Linked DNA regions of Mus musculus: region 2 is linked to region 1. The links are chromatin loops, found by intact Hi-C in ENCODE. Cell type or tissue: left cerebral cortex. All regions are shown on one strand.

What was found. Hi-C counts contacts between places; a loop is a spot of excess contacts. Peaks named below come from ENCODE experiments on the same cell type or tissue, not always from the same donor. Only the 100,000 strongest peaks of a DNase experiment are listed, where the experiment ranks them.
Region 2: it touches region 1 in a loop (3-fold over the local background); 11 of 42 quality-filtered maps call a loop at or near these places.

The regions. Positions count from the first base shown.
Region 1 is chr5:30,637,298-30,645,297 of GRCm38, forward strand. No RefSeq gene overlaps it. Among named protein-coding and RNA genes, the nearest start is that of Mir5625, 6.6 kb to the right of the region's middle. In left cerebral cortex, a CTCF peak has its summit at 938 (motif pointing left); DNase peaks (open chromatin) are centred at 941, 3,917 and 6,329; H3K27ac peaks cover 1,933 bases.
Region 2 is chr5:30,210,417-30,218,416 of GRCm38, forward strand. No RefSeq gene overlaps it. Among named protein-coding and RNA genes, the nearest start is that of Adgrf3, 8.7 kb to the left of the region's middle. In left cerebral cortex, CTCF peaks have their summits at 451 (motif pointing left) and 4,666 (motif pointing right); DNase peaks (open chromatin) are centred at 4,691 and 5,639.

The DNA of each region.
Region 1 (8,000 bases):
CATCTTGCCCACTTGTCATCTTTCCTCTGCTGTGGGGAAGAGGTCATTTGGCTCTGAGTCACTAAACATCAAATGTTAGCAGTCCTAGTGGTTTCCAGCCATTTTTTAAATGAAGCTTTGACCAAAGACTCCTTTAAAAGGCCATCCTTTTTCTTTAGACCACGGTGTTTACACTTGATGGCCCTTAAACAGAGCTGCTTTTAAGCAAAGACATTCACTACTTTCCTCACATGTCCCCATAAAAAGAAAAATCTGAAGAACGTCTGTATCTGCCAGCCAGGAACTTGCTTGAGAATCCAGTGACCCGAGTGCGGTACGGGAAGACAACCCTGGCTATGCTTCTTCCACCCAGAAGCCCCTCTGCCTCCCAGAGGTCTATGGACATCAACCCCTCTGAAGAGGGTCCATCCTGTGAGTTATAAGGGTGATCACTACATATACTAATTCTTTAATGTGTCCAGGGCACAAGCTACCTGCAGAACTGCATACACGTTTTTGACAGTAACCCCATATGGGAGCTACGATATTATACCCATTTTACAGATAGGAATCTAAGTCTCAGAGAAGCCGACAGTCTGTCTCAGTCCTGATTACATATATGAGGCTCTCCGGGATTCTGACTCCACCGTGAAAGGCATAGACAGAAGCCTCCTTCAAACCCCGGCTCTCTCAACCTTTTGGCTGTGCCACCTGCCATTCTGGTTACGGAGGCTTGGCTGTGTTGTCTCCCCTCTGACCCTTGAGGAAACTGAAACCTTGGTACTCTTTCTTGTTTTTCTGAACCTCTCAGACCTAGCAAATCGCCCCCTAATGTCCAAGGTAATGTCTCTGCTGGGGGTTTGCCTTCAGTACCAAAATTGCCTCAGGTGACCCACAACCGGCTTTAAAGGCTGGCTGGCACAGCAACGTCTATCCTCCAGTGGCAGGGTCAGCACGCCATCTGGTGGCTCCTAGTAGACCTTGAACAGCCTGTGATGTGGGAGAAGCCTGTCCACATCTGGTGGCCCAGCCGAAGGGCTCAGAGAGAGGAAGTGACCAGCTTTATGTTACACAGCAAAACAGAATCCAGACGCAACTCTTAGGCAACAAGCCATGCTTTCCTAATTTGCTGCAAGCTGAGTGTCTAGGAGCAGGGTGCAGCCTTCAGTTCTGATAGACGTGAGTTAAAGGAGGTGCAGGACGCTCTCACTATCTGTTCCTGTAAACTTTTTATTCTGTTACCTTTATGAATAGGTAAGTTTACACGTGGTGTAAATGCAAGAGGCACAAAAATGCATGCTATGAAGAAGGAGTCTCTCACCCCAGGACACCATCACTCAATTACCAGTTTCCACATGTCCAGCCAGACTTTCCATATACTTTCAAATACCTGTAGATCCTTGCATCTCTCCATGCAACACCAAACATACATAGTGCTCTCAACACTGCTGTGCACACAGGGAACATCTTGATTTTTATAAAGTGACACTGTGCAGTGCATGGGGTTGACACCACTTAGTTAATCCTTTCCTAATAGACATTAGGTGATTGCTGATGCTCTGGAGGACATCAAGGATCTCCCAATATTCACCCCAATAATGAACATTTGTGGGGTGGGGAAACGAGTTAGAATACAACAGACATGGGTCTGCTGCAGTTTCCCATTAGGATCCATTTTAGCTCTTAACCCAAAAAACAAAATGTCTATCAGTGCCCAGGGACACATGGCAGCCCCATGCTAGGACATGGGGTGTACACTTGTGACTTTTGTAGACATAGTCAAATTGTCCTCTCCCGAGGTCACACACTGTCTTGACACCAGTGTATCAGCTTCCAACATCTTAACTATCATCTTGTCCACTCAGGCCCATGAACTAGCTCAGTAGTTAAGGCACTAGCAGCCCAGCCTGGTGACCTGAGTTCAGTCCCCAGGGCCTAATGGTGGAGGGGGAGAACCAACTCCTGCAAGTTGTCCTCTGACCCACACAAGTGACTGCACACTCATTTGCACATACACAATAAATAAATACAAAAAGGAGATCTTCTTTAAAAATCAATGAAATTGCTGTTAGACAGGTGAAAAGGGTGTTCTCTGTGATTTAGCACTTCTTTAGGGTAGGTGATGGATGAGAAGCAGTTGCTCATGGTCCCGAGAGAAACTTCCTCTTGTCCTGATCGTAGGATTGCACTCACAGGCTGTTTTCCTTTTATATTTTATCTTGTTTGTATTGGATTTTTGTTCACATCACTAAAACACCAATTGTCCTCTGACCTCCACACATGCACTGTGGCCCATGCTCACACACATACAATAGGTAAAATGTTTTAGAGGGAGAGAGAGAGAGAGAGAGAGAGGAGAGAGTCGTGTGCGGGATACTGATGTCCAAACACGGTGTAGCATGAACTCAGCAGCTGTTGTGGTTGGACCTGCTAGCATCCTGTCATGGAGCAGGGAGGGGCTCGAGAGGCTACACCCCATCTGATAGTTTATCCACAGCTGGCAGAGTCTGGTGGAAGCAAAGGCATTTTCTTCAGGAGTGTAGGTGCTTGTGTGCCTGTGAACAACCCTGATTAAACTCACTGTGTCACACACAGAGAGGAGTGAAAGAAGAAAACGGACATGAGAAAGAAAAGCAGTGGGGATGGGAGGGAAAACAAGCACTATGAGAGGGTCATAATAAAACCCTTATTTACAAACAATAATAAAGATAAACACAAAAGATGAAAACTTGATGTTTCTGCCTCCATTTTACACCTGCCTCTTGCTCCAGCAATCCTCTTGGGTTCCAGAAACAGCAGGTTTGCTAGGTAAACATCTTGTGACAAGAATCACCCCACCCTGGCTGCAGCAACTTTTCTACAGAGGTCAAGGCGCTACCTGACTATTCCCAATACAGTGATCAGCCTGATCACACTTTAACCAAGACCGATCAAGAGGCTGTGCTCTTTGCCTCCCTGCTCTGGTCCATCTAGGGGTTCCTGTCAATTATTCAAAAGTGGGATAGTGACTTCCAAACATGTCAGGGCTAAAGACACTGGTTGCCTTGTCTTCCTGATACAGCTGTGTTGATTAATGTTCCTTCCTGTTCACTTCTGTGGAGATCAGGCTGCAGCTGCTATAAGTCACTAAATATTGTCCAGCACAGTGTCTTTCTGGCTATGCCTTGCCTTGAGTTATCTGTCTCACAGAGCACCAGTTTGCTCTGTCTTGAATGCTGAATGCTAAAGCAGCATGGCCCAGCATCTTGTTTATGTAAATGAAGAACCAGAGTCCAGCCAGCAGAGGCCGTAAGACGCAGTCTAAGAAGTGACTTGCTTATACAAATAAAATACAAAACAATATATAAAAAACAGGCTAGTGAACTCCTCAAACTTGCCAAACCAAGTGGGGAAAGCAACCCTCTTTCCTGACTGTATGGGCGCCCGCCAGCCGGCCAACCATCCAATGCATCCCACAGGCTCCAGCTCTGCCTTAGGACTTCTGCTCAGCCCGTTTGAATCACAGTTCCTCCACACCAGCTCTACATCTCAAGCCAGCTAGAACCGGCTCTGTAACTGGGCTGTGGCACCAGCAGTGTATCTAGCCACTGGAGGTGATTCTCCACGAGTGTCAGCCACACCTACACTACACCTTCAAGGAGTACTCTTTGAGCCCTCTGCCCTCTTAACACTTTCATAACTATTCTGTCATATATAGAGTATGACTATATAGTCACATGCATTATGTGACACATGTGTATGAGATTTAAAGTATGATTGATCAAAAAGTTAGTAATTAAGATTGGAATTAAAAAAAAATTAAAAACAGCCTATGACTGCCAATGCCATGGCTGTTAAGTGAAATAGGTAGCCCTTGGGTACTAAAATCTATGAAACTGGGGCTCATACTGTTCTGTTAGAGAACCCAAGTTTGGGTTCCAGCACCCACACTGGGTGACTCACCGCTGCCTGGAACTCCAGCTCTCGAGAATTCAGTACCCTCTTCTGGACTCTGTGGGGACTGTACTCATGAGCATAGGCCCACACAGAGATACATATATACACACAATTAAAAATGAAACAAATCTTAAAAAAAATAAAGTCAACCAAAATTGGCATAGCGTGTTCATTTATCATTATCCAATCAATCCAGATGCCCAAGTGTGGTGGCACAAGCCTTTAATCCCAGCACTTTGTAGGCAGAGGCAGGCAGATCTCTGTGAGTTCAAGGCTAGCCCAATCTGCTTGGTAAGTTCCAGGAGAGCCAAGGCTGTGTAGAAAGACCATGTCTCAAGATTAACTAATTAACTCGCCCAGGATTCTGATAACATAGAGCCAACACAGTGCACCTAGAACCACTCAGGTGGCTAGATAAGATGCCACAGACCAGGTACAGAGCTGGTTCTAAGTATAGGGCTAGCTTGAGAGGCAGAGCTCGTGTGGAGGAATTGTGTTTCAAACGGGCTGAGCAGAAGTCCCAGGACAGAGCGTTGGGTTACCACATTGGTGATGAGTTGATAGGTGTGTTGGCTGGTTTGGTGACAGGCTGGTGGGTACACTGGGTGGTTTGGTGACAGGCTGGTGGGTACACTGGGTGGTTTGGTGACAGGCTGGTGGGTACACTGGGTGGTTTGGTGACAGGCTGGTGGGTATACTGGGTGGTTTGATGATGGGCTGGTGGGTATACTGGGTGGTTTGGTGACAGGCTGGTGGGTACACTGGGTGGTTTGGTGATGGGCTGGTGGATGCCTCTACAGTGCCACATTAGATATTTCCCCCTTTCTATGGCTAGGGAAGATGGTGGCTTTGTTCCTTGGCATGATGAGTTTGGGTTTCCTTGGTGTGACCTCAGTTTACTCTGGTATGTGAGGGGGTTGAACCAGATGAGAGGTTTTCCCAGAGACTCACACCTGTACTTCTTGTCTAGGGGAACACTCTGTATAAAAAAGTGGGGAAGGCTCTCTACCTGTGCCTTTGTCCCAGACTAATAGAGTGGGTTCTCCTCTTCATCCCAATCAGAGAAGTGTTTAAGGCTGAAGTCTGAGGCTCCCAGGATGAGGCTGACATCCAACCCTGCTGGTGTCAATTAGCAAGAAAGGAAGAAACTAGCAATCCCAGCACTGGGGAGGTAGAGACGAAGATCCTGTATCTCTCTGACCAATCAGGCTGGCTTATTTGCTAATTTCCAAACCAGTGTGACCAGCCAGGTTGGCTACTTGGTAATTTCCAGGCCAGTAGGAGAAAGATGAAACAAAGTGAGAGTTAAGATGTGAACTCTATGGACAAGGGAAACTGAGTCACAACTTAGGTACCTGGCGGTGCTCCTGACAAACTAGAGTGGAGTAGAGACCCACTCATGTTAGAGTAACATCCGTGGCTTTAGTTTGGGGGCCTTTCATTGCCTACAATGACCCTTGTCCCTATTGGAGGCAAGAAATGGGCACTTGACTCAGCCATAGCTCTGTCTTCCAGGCAAAACTTGAAGACTCTCCTTTCCTGTCCACAACCACATCTCTGAGAGCTATAAAGCCTCAGGAGAGCCCAACAAGTTTTATCCACGTGGAGCAGAAGAGATGTTAGGGGAAAATAGATGTTAGTGATTTTTTTTCTTTTAAAGAGGAAGGAGGAGGGCCGTCAAAGTATGTACTTAGCATGCAGAGGACCCTGGTTCTATTCCTAGTATCAGAAAAGAAAAAGGAAGAAAAGAGAAACATAAAAAGAAAACTGAAGCTTGGTATGGTCGTGCACTCTAGTCCCAGTAGTCACGGGACAGAGGCAGGTGGGTCTCTGGGAGTTCAAGGCCAGTCTGTTCTACATTTCAATTTCCAGGGCATACTCTGTCAAAAGAGAGAAGGTGGAGGGGCAGGGAGAGAGAGAGAGAGAGAGAGAGAGAGAGAGACCAAAAAATAAAAAATAAAATAAAAAGAGCCTGAATTTGTCCTGAAATTGTCCCCTAGCCTCTGCATATGCACACACACACATGCACACACACACACACACACACACACACACACACAATCATAATTAATCCAGTTTAGTATTGTTCCATGCAGTATCAGGTCAACAATGAACTCCAGGTCATATTACCTAGTGATATTGTGACCGGGTTAGTATTTGATAACAGCCTGTGGTGTTCACTCATTCACACCTAATGACACATATCTTAGAATGTGTGACACATATCTCAGAATGTGTCCCTGTCTGCAAGTGACAAGGACTGAGATATATGAGTCACTCCTCTGAAATCAAATTTAACAGAGACTGCACTCCAGCTGAATCTGCCTGGATTCTGCTCCAAGAAAAGAATCAAACACTAGCTTCTGGGATCCAGTGATTCACCCCAAAACAAGTAAAATGATTCACCCCAAAACAAGTGATCAGCATTGGCTAGAAAGAGAGGGGGTGGTAGAGGAACAGAGATAAGAAAGAAAAAGATGCTTGTGCGTGGCCATGTGTGGGCCTGAAGCTGGAAGGAGCAAGTGACTTTTTTTCCAATTATCTCTGGTCACCATGGAAACCAGCTGTAAAGTCAGCCAAAAGGAGCTATGAACCAGTGTCCACACCTGTCTGCGAGTGTGGACAGTCCACTCATCTCCCTCATGGAGTAAACAAGTCACACACTATCCTTGCCAGATCTGGCCTGGCTCCATTGCCTCAAATTCTCCCCAAAGGTATAACCCACCTTCTTTCTCTCATGTGTCTTGCTTTTCTAAGCACAACCCCAAATGACTGCCTCTCAATACCACCTTAAAGGGAGGGACCAGCAACACACACAGCCTGTCCAGAAGGGAGGTCACAGTCCAGCCAGGGAACCGGATGTAGGGAGGGGAAATGACCCCCGGATATGCAGCAAAAAATGTTTTTAAAATCGAGTTTGACTTTACCCATCTGTACACCTATCTATGCCCTTCCCAAGATAAGATAATTCTTTTCTAATCCAGAATGTGATTAAGTTGGTCAGGGGGAAATGTTTAGGCTCTCAGACAAGCCACAGGCAGACTGGCAATTGGTTGAATACAAAAGCAGGGTCTGAGATAAGCATTTATTTGGAACTGGAAGTTAGAGGCCCTTTGAAGGTAACATGCACATTTGTTGAAAATGCTCCTGGTCTACTGAAAAGTGACTTAAGTTTATGTGGCGTGTGATGTACTCTCTTGATGGCCCAGCTTGAGGTTTAGTGCATCTTCTAGATGGATTTTACAAACTAATCCTCTCTGGTTGCTTTGTGCCCACTTCTGTCTGTTTCCCTTTGCAGAAAGGAAAAGCAGTGTGGCTTTTGTGCAGCTTCTGGGGAAGCATCCCGACCCACTTGCAATTTGCTTCCTGAGGCCCTGAGGATCTACCCATCGTCCTGCCTAGGGTAGGCAGGCATGCTAATTCCAGTTTTCATCTCCAAGGTCAATTCCAGCTGGTGGACAAGACCTGGAAACTCTCGGTAAGTCACTCCCTGGAATGAGCACTGTCTAACCACTCCAGGACATCCACATGGTCTTGCTGCAGAAAGTGGCACCTCCTCTCTTCCTGGAGCTATCCTTTTCTCCCTTCAAGTCCCTGCTTAAAACTTTCCTGAATCCCAGTTTCACAAGACTAAATAAAGCCTTTGCTCAATGGGCCACACTCATCTGTTAAACATTACTAATAAAAGAGTTGACAAATGTCAGTATGTATACCTAGGAGTTTAGAAGCCTTTCCCAAGAACCATCAGAAGAAGATCAAACACCCATTCACAGTGGTACACACTTACAATCCCAGCACTTGGGGTTACAGAAGGATCAGGAGTGTGTAGGAAAGCCAGCCTGGGGCTACAAGAGATCCTATCTTAAGGAAGGAGGAGGAGAAGGGAGGAGAGGTAGAGGAAGGGAATGCAGAGGAAGAGGAGAAAGTAATTTCCCACTTCTACATTTAGCTTCTTTGCCAATAAACTTTCTCTATTACAAAACTCATTGTGTTTAGTGTTTGGTATTTTTGGTGAAATGGGCTAGTTCACTTACAGGCTGCTATGACAACTGAGGCAGAGGTCAAGCTCTGGACACAGGCTTGAA
Region 2 (8,000 bases), 430 kb before region 1:
CCCAGGGCTCATCGGCCAGTCAGGGGAGGGGGCTTATGTATGAGTGTGACTGCTGTGATAAACATCATGACCAGAAACAAACTGAGGAGGAAAGGGTTGATTCAGCTTACACGCCCAATCACAGTCCATCATTGAGGGAAGCCAAGGACAGGAAGCTGGAGGCAGAAACTGAGGCAGAGGCCATGGAGGAGTGCTGCTTACCATCCTGTCCCTTGTGGCTTGTCTAGCTTCTTTTTTAATACAACCTGCCTAGGGGTGGCACCTCCTGCACTAGCTAGGCCCTCCCATGCTAGTTGGTTTTTTGTTTGTTTGTTTGTTTGTTTGTTTGTTTGTTTTAAAGTTCCAGGCTGGAGAGATGAGTCAGAGGTAAAGAGTGATTGCTGTTCTTCCAGAGGTCCTGAGTTCAATTCCCAACAACCACATGGTGGCTCATAACCATCTGTAATGGGATCTGATGCCCTCTTCTGGCCTGCAGGCATACATGCAGGCAGAATGCTATATACATATTCAATCAATCAATCTTAAAAAAAAAAAAAAGGCCCCCCAAACTTGCCTAGCGAATAGTGTGATAAGGGCGTTTTCCCAACTGAGGTTTTCTTTTCCAGATGATGTAGCTTATGTCAAGTAGACAAAAACCCAAGCAGCTTCGATGACCAAAACCATACAGATATTGTCTCACAAATGAGAACAGCGGAAGACGCCCCTGTGTCAACTTCTGGCCTCTACAAGTGCTTGTACAGGCGTGTGCATTGGCACACACAAATGCATACACCACATACATACACACACCACTCTGATTTTAATCCCCATCAGTTAAAATGCAGAGAGGAAATGCTCCCTGCTCTGGATGGTACTGTGTCCAGCTGTGCTAAAAGGAGCTGAGGATCCCCTCCCCTCACCAAAACACCAAAGCGGCTGCTAACGTGTGCATGCCGTTCCCATGTATCGGATCCTAGGAGACCACTGGTTTGGAGTTTCCGCTAGTTTCCACTGGTTGGAGAAGAGTCCCTCACAGAGCATCAGTGCCTGCCCTTCAGTGGGATCGCAATGGAGATGTTGGGAGAGGGACATTTAGGGAAGTGGGCAGAGTGGCCAGCGCTGGAGCAGCCCTTCATATTGTTCACCCTGGCATGAAAATGAGGTGGAAAGCCGGGCCTGGTGGAGCACATCTGCCATCCCAGAGGACTGGGAATGGCAGAGGGATCAGAAGTTCGAGTCCAGCCTTGACTGTGAGGCCCAGACACAACAGAAAATCACAGAGCAAGAAATCAGAAGGATGGAAGGTAGAAGACTTAAGACAGCCAGAGAGACAAAAAAGGAAGAATTTTCCTCATAGAGTTTTGCTAAATCAAAGTAAAACAAGCAAAACTCCCTGTGATGGTTTGAATATGATTGGCCCAGGGAGTGGCACTATTTCTCCAAATAGTGGTCTTGTTGGAGGAAGCATTTCACTGTGGGCATGGGCTTTAAGATCCTTTTCTTAGCTGCCTGGAAGCTAGCCTTCTTCTGTTAGCCTTCGGAACAAGATGTTGAACTGTCAGCTCCTCCTGCACCATGCCTGCCTGGATGTGTCATGCTCCCGCCTTGATGATAATGGACTGAACTTCTGAACCTCTAAGCCACTCCAATTAAATGTTATCCTTATAAGAGTTGCCTTGGTCATGGTGTCTGTTCACAGCAGTAAAACCCTAAGACACCCCCATAGTCCACACAATCAGCAGCTCAAACAATCTAGAACTTCAGACTCTCTCCAACAAGACATCTCGTGCATAGCATGATTCCTTAATAATTTTTACTTTTTTCTATCATTTCCAAGAGCCCTGTTACGTCCTAGAGGCGTTTCAGTCTCAAAACAGGGTCCATAAAAGTAGTTGTCTCTAAGGCTGCCTTTTCTAACCCTCTACCACCAGTTAGTTATCCATCCAGCCTGAGCCACAGGAGGAAGGCTCAAAAGTGGCTCTTGACAGGTGCAGCAGCATACACCTACAAAGTCAGTCACTTGAAAAGTCTGAGGCAGGAGAATCCCAAGTTTGAGACCAGCCTGGGCTATATAAAGCAAGATTGCATCTCAAGACAAACTACAAAAATTGTTTTTTTTCATGGGCAACACCCTCCCTGGGAGCATCCTTGAGAAGCGCCACAGTCAGGTAGAAGTCAGGCACAGCACAAGGCCTGTGAAATGGGCGTGTTTAATGTCTTCTCTGGGCATGCACTCCAACCCAGAAGCACTGGGTTTCTCAGCTTTGGGATGTGTATGGAGACTTCATCACATCTGCATGAGTGACTTATTCACCAAATCCCCAGCTCATCTCTGTTCTCCTGGTTGGGCAGAGTTGACACTTCTAAGCTTTTAATTGGAGAGCTGTTTCCCCTGGTAACCAGATGGTCACACTGAGGCTACCCAGGAGCTCTACCTGTCCTCTCAATAGCATATAAAAGGACACGCACCACTATGGGGATTCCTAGGGTTTTACAAGCTATGTGCCACGAAGCTAGGTAGATACCTATGAAACAAAGTGTGTGTGTGTGTGTGTGTGTCACACGCATGCATGCATGCATGCATGCCCACGGTGTGTATTGTGTCACTGCGATTCATTCACTATAGGAGGCCTTGATTCAAATGTCCCATGTCCCACTCCCCTGCCAAACCTGAATATTATTCCTAACATTCCCAGGCTTGACTTTCTAAAGGAAAAGGCTTTACTGCCAGGCCACAAATTTGGAAGAGCATTGCCTGTATAGAGAGGACAGTATAGAGATCAACTTCAAGACTTGGTGCTTGTTTGGACTTGAGTTTTCCTGTGGCTTTTTGTTTATTCCTTTGCTTGCTTTCTGTTTTGTTATTCTGTGATCAACCCTCCTGTTTCAGCTGAGATTACGGAAATGCACCGCCATGTCTGCCTTCCCTCTAACTTTTGAGGGTTCCCCAGGATAAGCTGACTAAGACTATACAGGAGACAAGGTATTAAGATTTATATTTTATCTGGGGCATGGTGGCACACACCATTCATCCAAGCACTCAGGAGGAAAGCAAAGACAGGTGGATCTCTGTGAATTACAGGCCTATCATGGTCTACATGATAAGTTTCAGGGCAGCCAGAGCTATGTAGAAAGATCCTATATCAAAACCAAGCAAATAAACAAGCATATTTATAAGCTGCAAAATTTACTAAGTGAGAAAAACTCCAAGTGTGTCCTTTATCTCTGTCTTAGTTAGGGTTTTACTGCTGTGAGCAGACACCATGACCAAGACAAGTCTTTTTTTTTTTTTTTTTTAAGATTTATTTATTTATTATATGTAAGTACACTGTAGCTGTCTTCAGACACTCCAGAAGAGGGCATCAGATCTCATTACGGGTGGTTGTGAGCCACCATGTGGTTGCTGGGATTTGAACTTCGGACCTTTGGAAGAGCAGTCGGGTGCTCTTACCCACTGAGCCATCTCACCAGCCCCCAAGACAAGTCTTATAAAGGACAACATTTAATTGGGGTTGGCTTACAGGTTCAGAGGTTCAGTTCATCATCATCAAGGTGGGAGCATGGCAGCATCTAGGTAGGCATGGCGCAGGCAGAGCTGAGAGTTCTACATCTTCATCTGAAAGCTGCTAGTGGAAGACTAGGCAGCTAGGATGAAGGTCTTTAAGCCCATACCCACATGACACACCTATTCCAAGAAGGCCACACCTCCTAATAGTGCCACTTCCTGGTCCAAGCATATATAAAGCACCACAATCTCCTGGGTCAAAGTGCTCACACATTTACACACTTGTCTTTTTACAGGGGAGAAAGGGGTAGAGGACATCAGGAGAATAGTACATGATTCCAGGCCTAAGACAAATCTGTTCTTTAGAACGGACAATGATTTGTTAATGATTCTGAGACCAAAATTGAGGACAATGCTGGACCTAAGGTTCTCCAGTGTGCTGACCAACCTGAGTCCTTCTTTTGATTTGAGTTTAATTAATATAAGGTCTGAGAAGGAATGGCGGTGACTGCTTCTTTGTGGGTGGGAGTGGACTCAGACAGGCTTTGTAGATGGCCCTTGTCAGCACTGGGATGGGAGATACACGGAGGGATCTGTTCTGAGGGATGTCTCATGGAGCTTCAGATGTCAAGGCACCAGGCTCTGGGTAGTTGTGACATGTTCTGGAGTGAGGAGCGGGACTGAGGGATCATATGGAAAACCTACAGTTTTGAGGAATTAGGAAACATTTTCCCACAGACCCTGAACCATTTTACATTTCTTACTCAAAGTGCATGGATTCTACTTTTTCTCCATTCTTACCCACACTTGTGTAGACTCCGGAACCTGAATCCAATCTGTTGAGACCAGTAGAAAACTTAGTAAGAAAGGTTTGGCCAGCAAAATGGCTCAGCAAGAAAAGGTGCTCGTATACCACGCCTGATGATCCAAATTCAATCCCTTGGCCCTCATGCTGGAAGAAAGGAAGTCTCACAAGTTGCTCTCTAACATGCATATGTGTATGTTGTTCCAGGCATGTGAACACCCACACCCACACAGAGAGACACACACACACAAACACACATACATTAAATAAATGTGATAACAATAATAACAAAGGGACAAGAGCAGAGTGGACATAAACAAACATTTCCTAGCTCTAGGTCTAATATGTTTGTAGTGACACTGGCTGTTCTAACGCTAGGTGGCACTCAAAGCCCAGGTTTGTACAAATTTTGCTCTCCGTTTTAGAACCTCAAAAAATAGAAGTTTGATGGGTGGGAAGTGTGGAATCCCAGTAAACAGGCAGCTGTCTTCCACTCCGTGGGCAACCTTTAATAAACTCATTCTTCTCGTCACACTGGACTTGCATATATGGATTCTTTGGGTTGCAGGCATCACCCCAATTTGGAGGCAGACATTTCCCTAGGAAAGATACAGAACTGTTTATTACCTGTCCCTGCCCCTAATTTATTTACCTTTTTAAGGGTACAGTGTACTTTATTATATTAGTTCACTATAGTTTAGGTTTTCATTTAACTGGGCATTTGATTGCTTCTGTCTTCTGCAGTTGTAAAAAAAAAATGGCTCTCTGTCATTCTATGGAAAAAACAGAATCATTTTTCCTACCCTCTCAACAATCCACACTGCTGACATCAGATGGGCAGATGCCCACCCCTGATGCCAATCTCAGGGCCCAGGTTGTTTGCTTGTGCTTTTGACCAACTGGCTATCCAAGATTCCCACCTCATCTTCCTTGGACTCAATTAACTTGCTAGAGATATTCTACAACTCAGAATCACTCGCACTCCTTTTATCCATTTATTAGCAGTTTGTGTCATGAAGAGACACAGGAGGCAAGCAATGTGGGAAGATGTAGGTGCTCCTCTCGTCTCTTTGGGTACACCAACTTCAGGAACCTCCACGTGTAGCCTTTGGGAGCTTCCCAAACCCAGCCCCTTTGGCTGTTTCATTATGTTGATATGCCTGACTGAGACGCTAGCCGTCAGGGGTGAGCCTGTACTTCCTCCCTTCCACGGAGGTTGAGGACTGAAGCTGAAAGCCCCACTTCTCTACCATGTCTTCATCCTTCAGGTGACCAGCCCACTTCCTGATCCTACCTGGGGTTCTTCAGCTACTCGCCTTCCCATCAGTGCATCAGGCAGACATTTTCCACGGTCACAGGTTCCTGTTCATTTCTGTAATAACAGCCCTGCCCCCAGCTTGGGTTATTTCACAATGTTATATCACTCCAAAGTGGCTGTGAATGAGTATGAAGCCATTAGCACTTGCTGACGTCAGCAACATGCATTTCTTTATTCCCTTGTGATTCATCTTTCCTCAGTGAAAGCTTACTGAGGGCCTCTTGACTGTTAGACACGGTGCAGGGTACAGGTACATTTGATGCGGCTTTTCCCCACAGATAAGAAGGGTGAAATGGGCATGCATGAGACACCATGGAGGACAGATGGACAAGTCTAGGTGGTGTGGGGTGAGAAATGAGACACCCAGTTTCCTTGGAGTTCTTGAGAAGCAGAGGTAGAATGGTTGTGAGTTTGAGCTTAGCCAGGGCTATGCAGGGAAACCATGCCTGTTTGGTTAAGTTTGAGCCTAGTGTGGTAGAGCACACCTTTAATCCCAGCAATCAGTTGGCAGAGGCGGGTGCTGCTCCGAGTTTGAGGGCAACTTGATCTACAGAGAGAGTAAAAAGTTCCAGAACAGAGCTACACAGGAAACCCTGTCTTGAAAAACAGCACCAAAAGTTTTGTGGAAGAAAATGGACAAGATGAAACCTGAAGGCTCAGACAGAGCTAATCAGCTATATATGAACGAATCCGTTATACACAGAATCTGAGTTATCTGGGGACTAGTGAATAACCCAGATTCCAGGGAGGCTAGGAGCACACGCATTGTGTGTTCATATGTTGTGTGTGTGTGCAGTGTGAGTGTGCACTGTGTGCCTGTATGTGTATGTTCAGTATGTGGTGTGTGTGTGTGTGTGTGTGTGTGTGTGTGTGTTGGAAGGAAAGGCTCTTAAGAACAAGGGGTATGACTGACTGATAAAAATGTGTATGTTTGAGATGTATAACATGATGCATCCTTGTGTAGTGACTGCTTTATCAAACCATACCCGAAGTTACCAGAACTGCTCCACTAAGTCCATCTCAAATGGCTGATCCATGGTCTTATGTTAGGTTATTAAGTTTTCAGTAATTTGTTTGTTTTTGAGTATTATTACACTGTAGCCTTGGTCTTTAACTTAGGGAGATCCTCCTGCCTTAGCCTTCTCAGCACAGGGATGAGCCACTATGCTCAGCTGTTATTTGCTTATCTTTTAAAGTAAGGGGTTTGTTGTTTTTTGTGTTTTTGAGACAGGGTCACTCTATGAAGCCCTGGCTGACCCTGAACTTGTAAGACTTCTGCCTTAGCTCACTGACTGTTGGAATTAGTTATGTACTACTGCACCAGGCTTATACTGTATTTTCTTGCAGTTTGTATTTATTGATATGGCAATATGAAGGGCTAAGGATCATTAATAAATTTATAAGAATGTCAAGATTTTTTGTTTGTTTGTTTGAGACAGGGTTTCTCTGTATAGCCCTGGCTGTCCTGGAACTCACTTAGACCAAGCTGGCCTCAATCTCAGAAATCCGCCTGCCTCTGCCTCCCAAGTGCTAGGATTAAAGGCGTGCGCCACCACGCCCTGCTAAGAATGTCAAGATTTTTAATTGAATATGTGTGTGTGCGGGTGGGTACCCCACATGGGCTAAAAGTATCAGATCCCCTGGCACTGGTTACCAGAGGTTGTGAGCTATCTGAAGTAGATTCTGATAACTGAACTTAGGCTCTCTGCAAGAGCAGTATATGCTCTTGACCACTGAGCCATCTCTCCAGTTCTCATTTATAAAGTTATCTCTGTATCCCATATTCTAGATTATTCAACAAAATATTAATGTTAACACCTGGAGGATCTCAGTTATTGATTCAAAATCTTTTCAAATTATGTTCCTGATTCCTACCTTTAAGGTTAAGTCTCTGTCCAAGAAAGTGTATCTCACACTTTCTCAGGAGGGGAGGAGAGCAGAAGGCTGGAGCAAAGAATCTGTCATGCAGGACGGTTCTGGCTCTTCACAGGAAACAACAGTAGTAACTCATTGCCCGAACCATGTATCACTTTAGTTTCTATCTCTTCACAGTCACTGGGCTATTTGTAGCTAGTAAGTGCTTACTATTCAAGGAAGATGCATGAAGGAATCATGAAGCCTTTACCTTTACACATTGTTTCATATTCCTAAATCTTATTTCCTAAGTATAAAGCCAGCCGTGGTGGTCTGAATATGCTTGGCTTAGGGAGTGGCACTCTTAGGAGGTGTGGCCTCTTTGGAGGCAGTGTGTCACTGTGGAGGTGGGCTTTGAGACCCTCCTCCTAGCTGCCTGGGAGACTGCCACTGTGCTCCTGGCTTCCTTTGGATGAAGATGTAGAACTCTCAGCTCTTCAGCACCATGTCTGCCTAGATGCTGCCATCCTTCCCACCAT